Linked DNA regions of Homo sapiens: region 1 is linked to region 2. Evidence: read pairs that join two places in POLR2A ChIA-PET (ENCODE). Cell type or tissue: GM12878. All regions are shown on one strand. Each heading gives the region's core, and the rest is flanking DNA. Links, peaks and the distances in the headings are about the cores only.

Evidence for each region. ChIA-PET counts read pairs that join two places held together with the same protein. Peaks named below come from ENCODE experiments on the same cell type or tissue, not always from the same donor. Only the 100,000 strongest peaks of a DNase experiment are listed, where the experiment ranks them.
Region 1: POLR2A ChIA-PET joins it to region 2 with 5 read pairs; 3 of 35 experiments call an interaction of 5 or more read pairs at or near these places.

The regions. Positions count from the first base shown.
Region 1 is chr12:1,285,217-1,293,278 of GRCh38, reverse strand. ERC1 (ELKS/RAB6-interacting/CAST family member 1) reads right to left here. Exons shown (of 19, transcript NM_178040.4): 15 at 3,267-3,427. Among named protein-coding and RNA genes, the nearest start is that of LINC00942, 210 kb to the left of the region's middle. In GM12878, for the core only: no CTCF peak of the experiment used is centred there; no DNase peak of the experiment used is centred there.
Region 2 is chr12:1,223,059-1,231,120 of GRCh38, reverse strand. The region is part of intron 12 of ERC1 (ELKS/RAB6-interacting/CAST family member 1); the gene reads right to left. Among named protein-coding and RNA genes, the nearest start is that of ERC1, 240 kb to the right of the region's middle. In GM12878, for the core only: no CTCF peak of the experiment used is centred there; a DNase peak (open chromatin) is centred at 4,493.

The sequences.
Region 1 (8,062 bases), core at 1,940-6,939, 62 kb before region 2:
GGTTCACCGTGTTAGCCAGGATGGTCTCAATCTTCTGACCTCGTGATCTGCCCGCCTCAGCCTCCCAAAGTGCTGGGATTATAGGCATGAGCCACCGTGCCCAGCCATGCCTGGTTAATTTTTTTTTTTTTTTTTGAGATGGAGTCTTGCTCTGTCACCCAGGCTGGAGTGCAATGGTGCAATCTCAGCTCACTGCAACCTCCGCCTTCCAGGTTCAAGTGATTCTCCTGCCTCAGCCTCCAGAGTAGCTGGGATTACAGTGTGCGCCACCACACCCAGCTAATTTTTGTACTTTTAGTAGAGACGAGGGTTCACCATGTTGGCCAGGATGGTCTCAAACTCCTGACCTTGTGATCCACCAGCCTCGGCCTCCCAAAGTGCTGGGATTACAGGCGTGAGCCACCACGTCCAGCCAATTTTTTATATTTTCAGTAGAGACGGGGTTTCACCATGTTGGCCAGGCTGGTCTAGAACTCCTGACCTCAGGTGATCCACCCGCCTCGGCCTCCCAAAGTGTTGGGATTACAGGTGTGAACCACCGTGCCCGGCCTGTTAACAGCTCTCTTAATCACAATTGTACTCTACTTTTCTCTCCTAACAGTCAATAATTTTTTAAATGTCAGAATTTAGTACTGGACTCTTCTTAGGTACATATGAAAATTTATTCTCTGTTTGTGGGAGACCTTTTTTTGGCCAGAAAGCATCTCATGAGTATATAATTTAACACAGAGATATTTGGATTTCTCTGCCAGCTTTACTTGTTTCCAGAGAAGACCAGTCTTCTAAACATGTCTGTCTAGTCAGTTCAGGAGATTCTAATATTTTTCCTTTTTCACCTGTGTTGACATCATCTTTTAAATCATATTTATTTATTTTTTAAGCTCCCAATGAGTATAGTGATTTAACTTCTACTCGTTGGTTTCATTCTTTGAATGACTTACAACTAACTGCCTGCATATAGGAGGCTACCTATTGAATAGCTCTAAACTCTCAATGAAACCAAAGAGCTCTGCCACCCCTTCCCTGAACAAACCAGTTGTCAGGGCAGTCAAATTCACAGCTTAATAAAAATTTTATTAAAAATAAAAAATGGACTTGTAAAATTTATTCTGAATGCTAATGTAGGGTGGGCCTGCAGGAGGAGTTTGAATGCAGGGCAGTGTCGAATGAACTAGTTCATCTAGAATTCTTAACAGTGAACCTCATGACCTCAACTGATACTTAAAATTTATTACAGTTATTACAGTTGTTATTTTATTATTTTTCCCCTGCTCCCTTTTATCCTTTCTTTCTTAAGGGAAAAACGCTAACATAAAAGTGGAATAAAAAAGTAATGGTTAACAAAACCACAGCATAAGGAAGAGAAGACCCATTGTGGGATCTGCCAATTAAAACGTTCCTCCTCTCCAGGGCTGGCTATAACCAACGCAAATGTTTCCAATGCACCACTGGCAGGCTACCAAGTGAACCGTTTTACGTCTCCCCAAACTTACGGTCACCATTTATCTGTAACAGACGCTCAAAAATTACATTAATATATGCTAGGAATGGAAAATAGCTATTAAATCATTTCTCTTGGCTTGATGAAGTCAGGATTATTCCAGAAAACAAAGCTATTCTAGTGCTTTGCTGAAGAATTTTCTATGCAAATGGGCCAACTACCTTTTCCTGAGGGAAGACTCTGTCTTATTCTAGCTCCAGAGTCACACATACGCATGTTTCAGTCTCCCTGCACACTTCATTCCCCTCATATTTCTGCCTCTCAAGTTCTCTAGGTAGACTAAATCTTTTCACTTGTTCAATGATCAATAATTGAATAATTTAAACCTTTAAAATATGGTGGGTCCTGCAGTGACTACAGAGTGAAGAATCTAGTGTCATTGCCAACAGTCACAGGGAGGACTTTCCTTTCTCTACTTAAACCTGCAAGCTTTTTTCTGATGATGCTACTCGGAACTCTAACCTCTCTTAATTCTCCCCCTATGCCAATCCACTTCCGGCTTCACTTACACATTACTTCCAAGACATATCACTCATAATGCTTTTCTAAAAGGACAGAATCTCGTAGCCTTGCACTATAGCCCAAGAACGTGAAAGCACAGAGGACACCTCAACATTCTTGGGTTGCAGTCACAATATCACAATCATCATGTCCCATGAGAATTCATGCTAAGGTATTATGGCAAGATTCTGTACAGCTCTATTATTCAGGTATTCAAAGTTTACTGATAGTTCAAAGTAGCAGAAAAGTAAACTGATGTCAGTTTAAAGCACTAGTTGGAGTGAAAAAATTTTATTTTAGGCCAAAGACAGACTGTGCATTTATGCAGAGAAGAAGTGAGCAAGGGTCACGTGAGAAAGAACTGACAGTGAAAGGCTGCTGAGGCGGGGACTTGAAATCTGTGACAGAAAGAAGAATCTGGCCTTATGAAGGAGAAAAAAACCTATTCTCTGAGACAGAAAAGAAGACAACAAAAATAAAGATAACTGCTCACAGAACGAGGGTAACTGAGGGTAACTGAGGGATCCCAGGATAGACCTGGTTTCAGTAAAATAGCAGTAGGGTCTTTAGGTAAGGGGAAGGATTAGGAATGGTAAATGAGAGGGTACAACTGGATTTTCAAAAGACACATGTTTGTTTTAAACAGAAGGTCACTGAGAAGTAAAAGAAACATCTACTATGTATTAGCAGATGTATACATGCTTCACAACAGATTATGGTCTCAGCAACCTACAAAATGTGGGGGAAGCAGGAAAATGTGTATAGCAAAGCTCTGCTAAAAGTGACAATTTTCTAAAAATTGGCTTCCAGTGTGGCAAAATGGTAACTACTGAATCTTGGAGACAGGTATATGGGGGTTCATTCTCTCTACCTGTGTGTACCTTTGGAAATGTTTACAATAAAAAATGTGTTTAAAAATTGCCTAGTCTTCATACAACCTCAGAACCAACAGCCCTCTTCCCCAGTAAGCTCGCCATTTTGCCTGAACTTTCCAGAAGATTTTAGGAATTTCAGAGAGGTAATTACACACAGATATGTATAAGCCAGAGGATTTAAAAATCATTAAAGAGGAACCAAAAATATTTCTATTTGATCAGGATTTGTTCCACCTTTGACCAAATTTATTCTAGAGAGTGAGAAATACAAGTTAGCACTAAAATTAAGTAAGTGTATTGGGGTAAAACACAGAGCCAGAAGATGAATGCAGGGAGAAAAAGTATTTCCACTAAGCATATGCTTGAAGAATAAGACTACAAACACTTACTTCATCTCCAGAACTTCCTCTAAGTGTTTCCTTCTCTCTGCCCGAAGATTAGTCAAGTGAGTTTCCTTTTCTGCCAGAGACTGCTGGGTGGAGGACAGCTTTGCTTTCATGGATTCTAGTTCCTGCTTTACCTTCTCCATGGCCATCAGTAACTCCTCCACCTATCATAAATATGGGAAAGAGAACAACAGAGTGTCTTGATCAATCAGAGTCAGAGGACCTGGGTAACACGCAACTCCTGGGTCCAGAAAATTGAAGAGACGCAGGAACACATTGAAAATTCTGTACTCTTTCTGGATCAGTTATGTGTGTGTATATATCAAGAATCAATATAGCAGATAATAACATCCCTACAGTATAATTCTTTTCAGCTTAGGTCAGAAAGAACTTAATACATGCAAGGGCATACAAGTTATCAGTTTAAGAAGTCGCACGCTGCCACAGACAATACCTTTTAAGGAAGTTCTTTGGAAATGACCCAGAAATTTCCATGGAAATAATACAATACAAATATAAAAAAATATACAGAACGATTTTAGGAAATAAAAGACATAAACTTGGCAAATAACAGATTTCCTGTATACATAGACGAATAATTTTTAGTCCTCTAAACTAAAATTTTCCTATTTACATCATTAAGAAGAATTTCTTTTTAAAGAAACTGCTAGAATTCAATCAGACAATTTCTTGCTCTAAATCCAGGTAGGTAGGGTTTCTTTTTTAAGGAAGGCAGGAAGGAAATATAACCCTATATACCTATATAACTATACAGGCATATATATACCTATATACTACATAGGCAGTGTATATATATATATTATATATATACTATATATTATATAGGCAGGAAGGAAATATATCCCTATATACCTATATAGTTATGTGTGTGTGTGTGTGTGTGTGTGTGTGTGTGTGTGTGTGTGTGTGTACATACCAGATAGAAAGGAGACAGAATGCTTTAAAAATGACATGGGGAAAAAAAAAAAGCCTTGACAGCAACAGACCTGAAAAACAACAAACAAAAAGCCACCAGAGAAGACAGACAAAATGCTAAAACATAAGGAAAAGAAACTAAGAGAGCAAGGTAAGTACTTTATCAGTAATTTCCACTTATTCCAGGTGGCTACCAAATCAGAATTATTTAAATAAACTTGTTCATTTTAATTCAGAAGCAAATGTAATCAAACAGCCAACTGCATCAATTACAAGACTTTATGTTAGGTTGTTAATTGCCAAGAAATAATCTTGGTAATAACCAGTCTTTTCAGAAGTAGAAGGTAGGGCAGGTAGAGGTGGGGCATTTGCCATTCATTGACTCCTACATAAACCCCATTTGTGTGATACTAAAACAGAGAAACCTAGAGTCAAAAATCAGCATGACAAATCAAAGTTGTTTCACTGACCCTTGGAAATTAGTGCTTCCTACCTAAACAAAGTTTCCACGTTGATTGGTAACAGCTGTTAAACAATGATAGTAAGCAAATGCATTTAGTTTTTTTGGCACCTGAATTTTTTTATCCTTCCAGAAGTGAGCAAGTTAAATGTCTTCAGCTAACAGCATCCTCACAGTCCCAGTTGCCATAAGAATATATTGTTACGGCCGGGCGCTGTGGCTCGTGCCTGTAATCTCAGCACTTTGGGAGGCCAAGGCCGGTGGATCACCTGAGGTCAGGAGTTCGAGACTAGCCTGGCCAACATGGCAAAACCCTGTCTCTACTAAACAAACAAACAAACAAAAAAGAGAATATATTGCTATGTAATATACTGGGATATGTATTTGCATATCTGCAAGCTTTACATGAACATATACCATTGATTCCATTTTATCAGTTTAATTCATGTAAAATTTTATCTAAAACTGGGTACAAATAATACACCAAGCTATGTTTTTATAACATAAAATCAGTAATGGATAAGAACCATAATCTATACTGATCTACAGGTTCAACATAATCTCTATGAAAATCTGAGCTGTTGTCTTTTTCAAGATGTTTTTGGCTATTCTGGCTCCTTTTTATTTCCATGTGAATTTGAGAATCAGCTTGTCAATTTCTGCAAAAAAACTCAGAGCCAACCATGCTCACCCTCCATGTATGTGAACGAGAAATAAATGCTTGGTATTGTCTGTACCTTAGTCAGAATTCTCCAGAGAAACAGAGTGTATATGTGTAAATAAAGACTTATTATAAGAAACTGGCTCATGAATCACAAGATCTATAGGGTGAACTGGCAAGCTGGAGACCCAGGAAAGCCAGTGGCATAGTTCCAACCCAAATCCAAAGGCTTGAAAAGCCAGGAGAGCCAATGGTATAGCTCCAGTCTGAAGGCGAGCAGGCTCCAGACCCAGGAAGAGCCAGGGTTTCAGTCTGAGTCTGAATGAATGCAAGGAAAAGCTAATGTCCCAGTTCGAAGGCAGTCAGGCAGAGGGAATTCTCTCTCACTTGGGAAAGATCAGAGTTTTGTTCTACTCAGGCCTTTAACTGACTGGATAAGGCCCACCCACATCAGGGAGGGCAATCCACTATACTCAATTTTGCTGACTTAAATGTTAGTCTCATCCCCAAATACCCTCACAGAAACACCCAGAATACTGTCGGAGCAAGTATCCGGGCACCCCGTAGCCAGTCAAGTCAACATATAAAGTTAACCATCACAATATGCTACTGATATTTTGTGGTTGTTCGTTATACAATATCTGATTGATAAACTTTGTAAGAGTTTTAAAGTATTGCTTTTCATGTTTAGTCCTTAATCCATCTGGAATTCATTTTTGTATATGGTATGAGGCAGGGGTCTGATTTCATTTTTCCCCATATGGATAGCCAATGTGCAGTACCATTTATTTAAAAATCTATTCTATCTTAACCTTTGATATATATCAAGTATACTCACAAGCATGGATATTTCTGCACTTTCTATTATGATCCACTCTTTTGCCTAGTCCTGTACCAATACTACATTCATTATCTTAATTATTATCACTTTATAAGGCTTGATATCTAATAAGTCTCAGCTTGTTCTCTTCAAGAGCATCTTAGCTATTCTTGAACTTCTGCAAAAATATTTAGATTTTATCATATGCCAGGTACTGTTCTAGAACACGTAATGAACTAGATATATTTTTAGAACTTTAATATCTTTCATAAAGTTTAATAATTTTTCTCATTAAAATGTTAAACATCCTAATAATATTTATTCCTAGGTACTTTATATGCTTAATTTTCTAGTAAACAGTATCGTTTTTACAAAAAATGTAAATTTTCTGTTCAGTGCAGATTACGGAAATTGAATCTGTATCTAGCAGTCTTCTTAAATGCTCTTACTGACAGATTTTGAAGTTTACTATATAGACAAATATGGTAGTTTTCTTTCTTTTCTTGTAATTCTTATAATATTCACTTCTTTCACTTGCCATGCTGCATAATCTAGAATGACTACTACAACGCTGTACAGACATGGTGATAGCATGCATTCTATTTTATTCCTATCTTTAAAAAGAATCCTTTATAAGTTTTATCTACAAGTAGTGTAATTTTTAATAGATACCCTTTATTAAGTTAAGGAAATTCCCTTGTATTGCTAGGTAGTTAAGAATTTTTGAAAATTATAAATGAATGTTAAATTTTCTGCATTTCTTGAGATGAACACTTAACTTTTCTTCTATCATCTTTTACTGTGATGGATTATAGTAATTAGTTTTCTTTTTTTTTTTTTTTTTTGAGATGGAGTCTTGCCCTGTTGCCCAGGCTGGAGTGCAGTGGAGTGATCTCAGCTCACTGCAACCTCCATCTCCCCAGTTCAAGCAATTCTCCTGCCTCAGCTTCCCAAGTAGCTGAGATTACAGGTATGCACCACCACGTCTGGTTAATTTTTGTGTTTTTAGTAGAGACGGGGTTTTGCCACGTTGGCCAGGCTGGTCTTGAACTCCTGACTTCAAGTGATCCACCTGCCTTGGCCTCCCAAAGTGCTGGGACTCCATCTCTACAAAAAATTAACCACGCCTAGCCAGGATTACAGTAGTTTTCTACTGTTAAGCCAACCTTGAACTCTTGGAATAAAACTTGCTCATGCACATTTTTCTTTTTTGTGTACACTAATTTTGGATTGGTCTGATTATGTTTAGGAATTTTTCTACATGTTCAGGATTGAGACAGGCCTAAGCTTTTCTTTTCCTGTATTAACTTGTAAAGTTTTGATATAAAGTTATGTGAACCTTATTAAATATGTTGTTGAGTGATTGTTCCCTCTCTTTTATATTTCCAAATTGTGTCTGTAAGATTGAAATTATTTGCTCCTTGTATATTTGCCAAAAGTTACCAATATAAATCTCTGGGCTTGAAATTTGTAGGAAAAATTTTTATTACTGCCTCATTTTTCTCAGGTTTTCTTTTTCATATTTAGCTGGCTTTGCTAAGTTCAATTTTTCCTGGCATTTGGTCATTTAGTCTAAATTTTCAAATGTGCTGGCAAAGATATCTTTATATCTTTCTAGCACCTACAAGACTAGTAGTTGTGAACCCTCTATCATTCTAAAATAAATATTGTTCATTGTGCCATTTTTCTTTTTTCTTTTAGTCTCACCAAAGACCAGCTGACTTTCTTGGTGTTTTCAAAGAATGAATTTTGGGCTTTGTGGATTTGTTTTATAAAAGAGTGACAGGGATTTGGTTTCCCACTTGACTATCTTGGGCTGCCTTGATCTTTTCTTTTATCCTATGAAGATATAAAACCCAATGTTCAATAATTATCAAGTACTTATTTTTGAATTCCCTACCTGTTCATCCCCTGACCTGAGA
Region 2 (8,062 bases), core at 1,641-6,640:
AGAGAAAGGAACAAAGGACCTACAAAACAGAGAACAACAAAATGGCCTTAACTATCAATAATTACTTTAAATGGATTAAATTCTCCAATCAAAAGATACAGAGTGGCTAACAGACTTTTTTAAGTATCCAACAATATGTTGGCTACAAGAGACTCACTTTAGCTGTAAGGACACACACAGGCTGAAAACAAAAGGATAGAAAAAGATATTCCATGGAAATGGTAACCAAAAAAGAATAGAAATGGGCTTACTTATATCAGACACAATAGACTTTCAGTCACAAGAGACAAGGTTATTATACAACAATAAATGGGTCAATTCATCAAGAGAATATTACAATTGTAAATGTATTAATATATATGCATCCAACCTTAGAGCACCTAAAAATATAAAGCAAATACTAACAGAACTGAAGGGAGAAACAGACAGCAATACAATAACAAGAGAGGACTTTACTACCCCACTTTTAACAATGGATAGGTCAAACAGTCTGTCAATAAGAAAACATTAGACCTGAATAAGAGTATAGAGCAAATAACAGACTATATGAAACATCCATCCAACAGCAGCAGAAAACATATCCTTCTCAAGTACACATAGAGCATTCCCCAGAATATAACATATGTTAGGCCACAAAATTAAGTGTTAAATCCAACTATGTTAAAATCATATCAAGCATGTTTTTCAACTACAATGGTATAAAATTAGAAATCAATAATAGGAGGGAAATTTAAAAATTCACAAATACATGGAAAGTAAACAATATACTCCTGACAAAACCAATGGGTCAAAGAAGAAATCAAAAGGAGAGTCAAAAAGTCAGGCCAAGCGCGGTGGCTCACGCCTTTAATCCCAGCACTTTGGGAGACTGAGGTGGGCGGATCACTTGAGGTCAGGGGTTTGAGACTAGCCTGGCCAACATGGTGAAACCCCATCTGTATTAAGAATTAGCCAGGCGTGGTGGCACATGCCTGTAATCCCAGCTACTCAGGAGGCTGAGGCAGGAGAATCGCTTGAACCCGGGAGGCGGTGGTTGCAGTGAGCCAAGATTGTGCCATTGCACTCTAGCCTGGGTGACACAGTGAGACTCCAACTCAAAAAAAAAAAAAAAAAAAAGAGTCAAAAAGTATCTTCAGGCAAATAAAATGAAAACACAGCATTCTAAAACCTACAGAATACAGCAAAGCAGTTCAAAGAGACAAGTTTATGGCAATAAACTTTAAGAAAATAAAGATCTCAAACAACTTAACCTTACACCTCAAAAAAATAGAAAAAAGAACAACCTAAGCCCAAAGTTAGCTAAAGTAAGGAAATAATAAAGAAATAAATGGGAGACCAGAAAGAAAATTCTAAAAAATCAACATAATAGTTGTTTGTCAAAAGATAATCAAAATTGACAAGCTTTGAGCTAGAATAACTGAGAAAGAGAATTCAAATAAAGAAAATCAGACATGAAAGAGAAGACATTACAACTGATCCACAGGAGTACAAGGAGAATATTATGAAAATTAATACACCAACAACTTGGATAACCTAGAAGAAATGAATAAATTTCTAGAAACATATACCCTAAAGACTGAATCATTAAAACAACAACAACAACAAAATTGAAGACTTTTTTTTTAAAAGAGATTCATTCTTGCTTTGTTGTCCAGGCTGGGGCACAGTGACACCATCATAGTTCATCAAAATTCTGGGGTCAAAGGATCCTCCTGCCTCAGCCTCTCAAGTTGCTGCAACCACAGGCATGCACCGCTGCAACTAGTTAATTTTTTATTTTTTTGTAGAGACCAGTCTTGCTATGTTACCCAGTTTGGTCTCCAACTCCTGGTCTCAAGTGATCCTCCCACCTTGGCCTCCCAAAATGCTGGGATTACACACTGTACCTGGACAAGTGAAGACATATTAATAGCTGAACAGACCAATAACAAGAAAGAAGACTAAAGCAGTAGTCAAAAACCTCCCAACAAAGAAAAGCTGAGGACCAGATGGCTTCATAGCTGATTTCCACCAAACACTTAAGCACAAGCTAGTACCAATTCTTCTCAAATTCATCCAAAGAATTAAAGAGGCAGGAACACTTCCAAACTCATTTTAAAAGGCCAGTATTGCCCTTATACCAAGGCCAGATAAGGATACTATAAGAAAAGAAAATTACAGGTCAATAGTACTGATGAAACTAGACGCAAAACTTTCAACAAAATACTAGGAAACTGAATTCAACAGCACATTAAAAGGACCATTCACTATAATCAAGTGGTTATTTGCAAGGATAGTTCAAAATACACAAATTAATAAACGTCATACACCACACTAACAGAATGAACGATAAAAATCACACAATCATCTGAAAAAGTATTTGACAAAATTAAATATCCTTTCATGATAAAGACTCTCAATAAATTAGGTAAAGAAGGAATGTACCTCAACACAACAATAAAGGCCATATATGATTAGCCCACAGCCGATAAATCTAACGGTGAAAAGTTGAAAGCTTTTCCCCTAACATCAGGAACAAGAAAAGGGAGTCCACTCTCACCACCTCTTCAACAGAATATTCGAAGTCCTAGTCAATTAGGCAAGAAAAAGAACTAAATGGCACACAAACTGGAAAATACAAGATAAACTGTCTCTATTTGCAAATGACATGACCTCATACATAGAAAACCCTAAAGCCTGCATAAAAAAATTGTTAAAAACTATTATAGTAAGTTCAGTAAAGTTGCAGAATATAAAATATACAAAAATTAGTTGTATATTTTTGTATACAACTGGCTGAAAGATTTGTACACTAAAAACTAGAAGACAAAGGAATTGAAAAAGATACATACAAATGGAAAGATAATCTGTTCATGAATTGAAACAATTAATGTTGTTAAAATGTCCATACTACTCAAAGCAATCTATGGATTCAATGCAGCCTCTATCAAAATACCAATGGCATTGTTTCACAAAAACAGAAAAAAGAATCCTAAACTTCGTATGGAACCATAAAAGACCGTGAATAGCCAATTGTGAGTAAGAAGAACAAAGCTGGAGTCATCACACTTTCGGATTTCAAACTATGTTACAAATCTAAACACTATGGTACCAGCATGAAAACAGACATCTATACCAATGGAACAGAATAGAAAACCCAGAAATAAATGCATGCATTTACAGTTAATTGGTCTTTGATAAAGATGCCAAGAACACACATTGGGGAAAGTATAATCTCTTCAATAAATGGTGTTGGGGAAACTGGATATCTACATGCAGGAGAATGAAATTGGACCCTTATCCCTGACCATACACAGAAATTGACTCAAAATGGATTAGACTTAAACATAAGACCTAAAACTTTAAAACTAGTAGAAGAAAACACTGGGGAAAGAAAACTTCCTGATGTGGGTCTGCACAATGATTTTTTGGACATGACCCCAAAAGCACAGGCAACAAAAGCAAGAATAGACAAATGGGACTGCGTCAAACTAAAAGGCTTCTGCACAGCAATGCAAGCAATCAACAGAGTAAAGAGACAACTTAAAGAATGGGAAAAAATGCTTGCAAACCTATCTGATAAGGAGTTAATATTCAAAATGTCTAGATAACTCAATAGCAAGAAAACAACCTGATTTTAAAATGGGCAAAGGATCTGAATAGACATTTCTCGAAAGAAGACTTTAAATGGCCAAATGGTCACCAGGTATATGGAAAAATGCTCAACAGGCCAAAGGATAGCTAAATGTGAAAATACGCTCAACATCACAGGAAGATGCAAATCAAAACCACAATGAGATATCACCTCATACCAGTTAGAATGGATACTATGAAAAAGACAAAAGATAACAAGTATTGGCAAGGATGTGGAGAAAAGAGAATCCTGGTACACTGTTGGTGGGAGTGTAAACTGGCACAGCCATTATGGAAAACGGTAAGAAGGTTCCTCTAAACATTAGAAACAGAACTACCATATGACTCAGCAATGTCACTTCTGCTACACATCAAAAACAACTGAAATCAGGATCTGCACTCCCATATCACTGCAGTATTAGTCACGATAGCCAAAATGTGAAACAACATAAGTGTGCATCAGATGAATGGATAAAGAAAATGTGGCATATATAATCAAATGGAATATTTATCAGCCATAAAACAAAAAGGAGGCCAGGCACAGTGGCTCACGCCTGTAATCCCAACACTTTGGGAGGCCGAGGCAGGTGGATCACTTGAGGCCAGAAGTTTGAGGCCAGCCTGGCCAACATGGCGCAACCCCATCTCTACTAAAAACAGAAAAATTAGCCAGGCCTGGTGGTACACACCTGTAATCCCAGCTACTCAAGAGGCTGAGGCAGAAAAATTGCTTGAGCTCAGGAGGTGGAGGCTGCAGTGAGCCGAGACTACGCCACTGCACTCCAGCCTGGGTGACAGAGTGAGACTGTTTCGAAACAAGAACAAAAGGGAAATACTGCCACTTGTGATATGAATGAACCTAAAAACATCAAATTCACAGAACTCAGAGAAAGTAGAACGGTGGTTTCTAGAGGGTTGGGAAAGGGGGAGATCGTGGAAGATGTTTGTCAAAGGGCATAAACTTTCAGTTACAGAAGATGAGTAAGTTCTGAAGATCCAGTGTACAGCATGGTAGACTATAATTAATAATACTGTTCGGCGCACTTGAAATTTGCTAAGAGCAGATCTTAAGGGTTCTAACAACACACACAACAAGTGGTAACTATGTGAGGTGATAAAGGTGTTAATTAGCTTGATTGTGCTAATCCTTCACAATGTATACATGTATCAGATCATGTGGTACACCGTACTTAAATGCATGCTATTTTATCAATTTATAGCTCAATAAAGCTGGGAAAAATTATTCAAGATAAAATCATGAATTAATGACACAGATGATGAGATAATTCATTCTCCATTGAAAATGCACACTAAGAAGTTACATTTTAGATCTCCATTTTTGGCCATCTTCAATATCTACAGAAGAATTCAGCCACAGACAATATAATAAAATCAGTTATCACTAGAGGAAATAAAAAGAAAAATAATGTTTATATTTATTCTCCTTACTCTATAATTTTTTATTTCTCATTTTAACAATCTGATATCAATTATATTAACTAATGGAAAAAGCAGACTGGCTCCTGGCATTAGAGAAGACAAACAAATGGAGAAAAATTCTGTTTTTATGAATCAAATTGCTTTTTCTCAAAATTAAGTTCCTCCTAACATTCATTTACTAGATGCAAAAATTTTGCTCTGTTTTAAGAGAGAGAAAAAAATTTAAATGGTGCAGAAATTCCTTTCACCTTGCATTTGTGAATTATTCCAGATGGTGCTGGCAACCTTTAATGCCAATAGCAGTAGCCTGGTTATTTGGGGCATTATGACATGTGGAATAAATAACTGAATTAAAACTACTAGACTATGTTTTGGTTAGAAGGTAGATATTTAATCCAATCAAAGCCAATTTCATTCCTCAGCACTTTCCATCACAATTATATCGAAGAGTAAGTGATTTTAAAAATCCTACTTTACCTACAAATCATAAAACTAGGTTATGGTGTTTTTAGTCGTGTTTCAGAAAAAACAATTCAAGAAATTCATTACCCTCATCCTATCCAATCAACCACTCCGTGTGTGTGTGTGTGTGTGTGTGTGTGTGTGTGTGTGTGTGTGTAAGAGACAGCCTCATTTTGTTGTCCTGGCTGTAGTAGAGTGGCGTGATCATAGCTCACTACAGCCTTGAACTCCTGGGCTCAATTGATCCTCCTGCCTCAGCCTCCCAAGTAGCTGGGACTATAGGCACACATCACCATGCTCAGCTAATTTTTGTAGAGACAGCACCTTGCTATGTTGCCCAGGCTGGTCTTGAACTCCTGGCCCCAAGTGATCCTCTCGTCTCAGACTCCTGAGTTGCTGAGATTACAGGTGTGAGCATTCCACCTGGCTCACAGACATACTAATGACTACCTCCATCAACTCCAAAAAGACATAATAAAATGCTAACTAAGGAATACAGAGCATGATCCCAAATGTATGTATATACACACATATAATGAAGAATATTAAGATGGACAAATTAAGCATGTTTTTTTCTTTTTGTTTTTTGAAAATTCATTTTCTTTTCTTTTCTTTCTTTCTTTCTTTTTAGACAAGGTCTCACTTACTCACCTAGGCTAAACTGCAGTGGCACAATCATAGCTCATTTCCCAGGCTCAAATGATCGTCCTATGTCAGCCTCCCAAGTAGCCGGGACTATAGACGTATGCCACCATGCCTGGCTAATTTTGTTATTGCTGTTTATTTTTTGTAGAGATGAGGTCTCACTATGTTGCCCAGGCTGGTCTCAAACTCCTGGGCTTAAGCAATCCTCCAGCCTCAGCCTCCCAAAGTGCTGGGATCACAGGAGTGAGCTACAGCGCCCAGCCTATTTTTTTTTCTTTTTTATCATTTTTTTACAGTTTCTAAATTTTCTACTTCAGACATAAAATATTTTAAAATTTTCTTTAAAAGTTGTTTCTAAAAAGAGATATGGTTGTATCTCAAAATAGGTTGTTTGCCTATATCAGACTAGATATACAAAGTAGTACAGTATGGCACATTTTTTTGGTCTTTGATTCTTTTAAGTTTTTGGTCTTTGATTTTCTTAATCCATTTTCTTTTCATATTTTAAATCTCCTATCTTTAGTTTCACCACTATTATTTCTTCACCTTCACTCTATAGGCTAAAGGATGACTATCAAGATAAAATGGTTTTATCTATGATAGGCAACCAAGAAAAGTATAGAAAATTGTGAGACAATTAAATCAATCTCTTGCCTACCCCCACCTTCTCGTCCTGTGTATGCGTGTCTGTCTGTGTACGTGTGTGTGTGCATGCACATGGTTTTATGAATGTATGCATAGTTCTGAATTCATGAATTAACTGGAAAAGATGAAAACACACAATGATTTTCTTGCCTCATTATTATCCTTTTCAATACTGTTTCTCTGGGAAGAGATATAAGAGGGAGTATCATCTAAATATAAGTTAAAAGAGTAAAAGGAGGGTATTTCTGGAATGTATATTTAGGAAAAAACATTCTGAGACATAACAGAACTTGTGAAATGAGGAATTTCCTTCTTTTTCCTTATAAGTAGATTAACATCTAGTTTGATTTGAATCTAAATTCTCAAGAAAACCCAGATGTTAGTAAATTCCTATCGTGAGGTGCCATGGATTTAATGGTTTAGTAAATTTATTAAAACTCTCTCAACTGCTGTTTTGCCTGAACTAATCTGAATTTAATTCATAGTGAACATAGATGTTTTACCATTCTTCAAGCAGGAAGAGGACAAATTAGAGCAATTCATAAATAAATTAATGCTTTAAAATTAGATTCACAATTGCTAAGCTCCCAACTATTATAATAAACAGTGAAATGATGAATAAAAGATTTAACTCTCTCCACCAGCACACAGATGTAAGCAAACAAAAGTGTAAGAAGACAGAAAAACGAAGATGGGAAAGAAAATAGTAGTTGAATTTTTACTTGTCTCTGCCACCAGAAGTTTTACAAAATGTGGTCCACCATCTTGCTATCTAAAGTGTGATCCATGAACTTATATCATGAATATCACCTTAGTGTTTGGTAGAAACACCCAATCTCAGGTTGACGCCAGACCTATTAAATCAGAATCTGCACTTTAACGAGGTTCCCAGGGGATATGAATACACACTAAATGCACAATGTTAAGAAACAACAGTCAATGCAGACTATGCCAGGCAGGCTTTGCCCATATTTACTTTGTTATTGCTGCTCTAAGCCTCTGTCTCTTAAAATCCAAACTCAAATTTAGGTAAATCTATTAGATCACAACTATTATGGATGCTCCTAACTCCCATACCACTTTAACTGAATCTATCTTATGACATGTTGACTTGTTCTCCACATTAGGGAGGGAGTCTACATACCTGTTTTACTGTACTTTATGAACATGCCTTCCTAGAGGTTAAAGTCCTCCTCTGATATATTTTCAAAATCCACAATTCCTAGTACAGTTCCTTGTGGTTTATAGGTGCTCATTA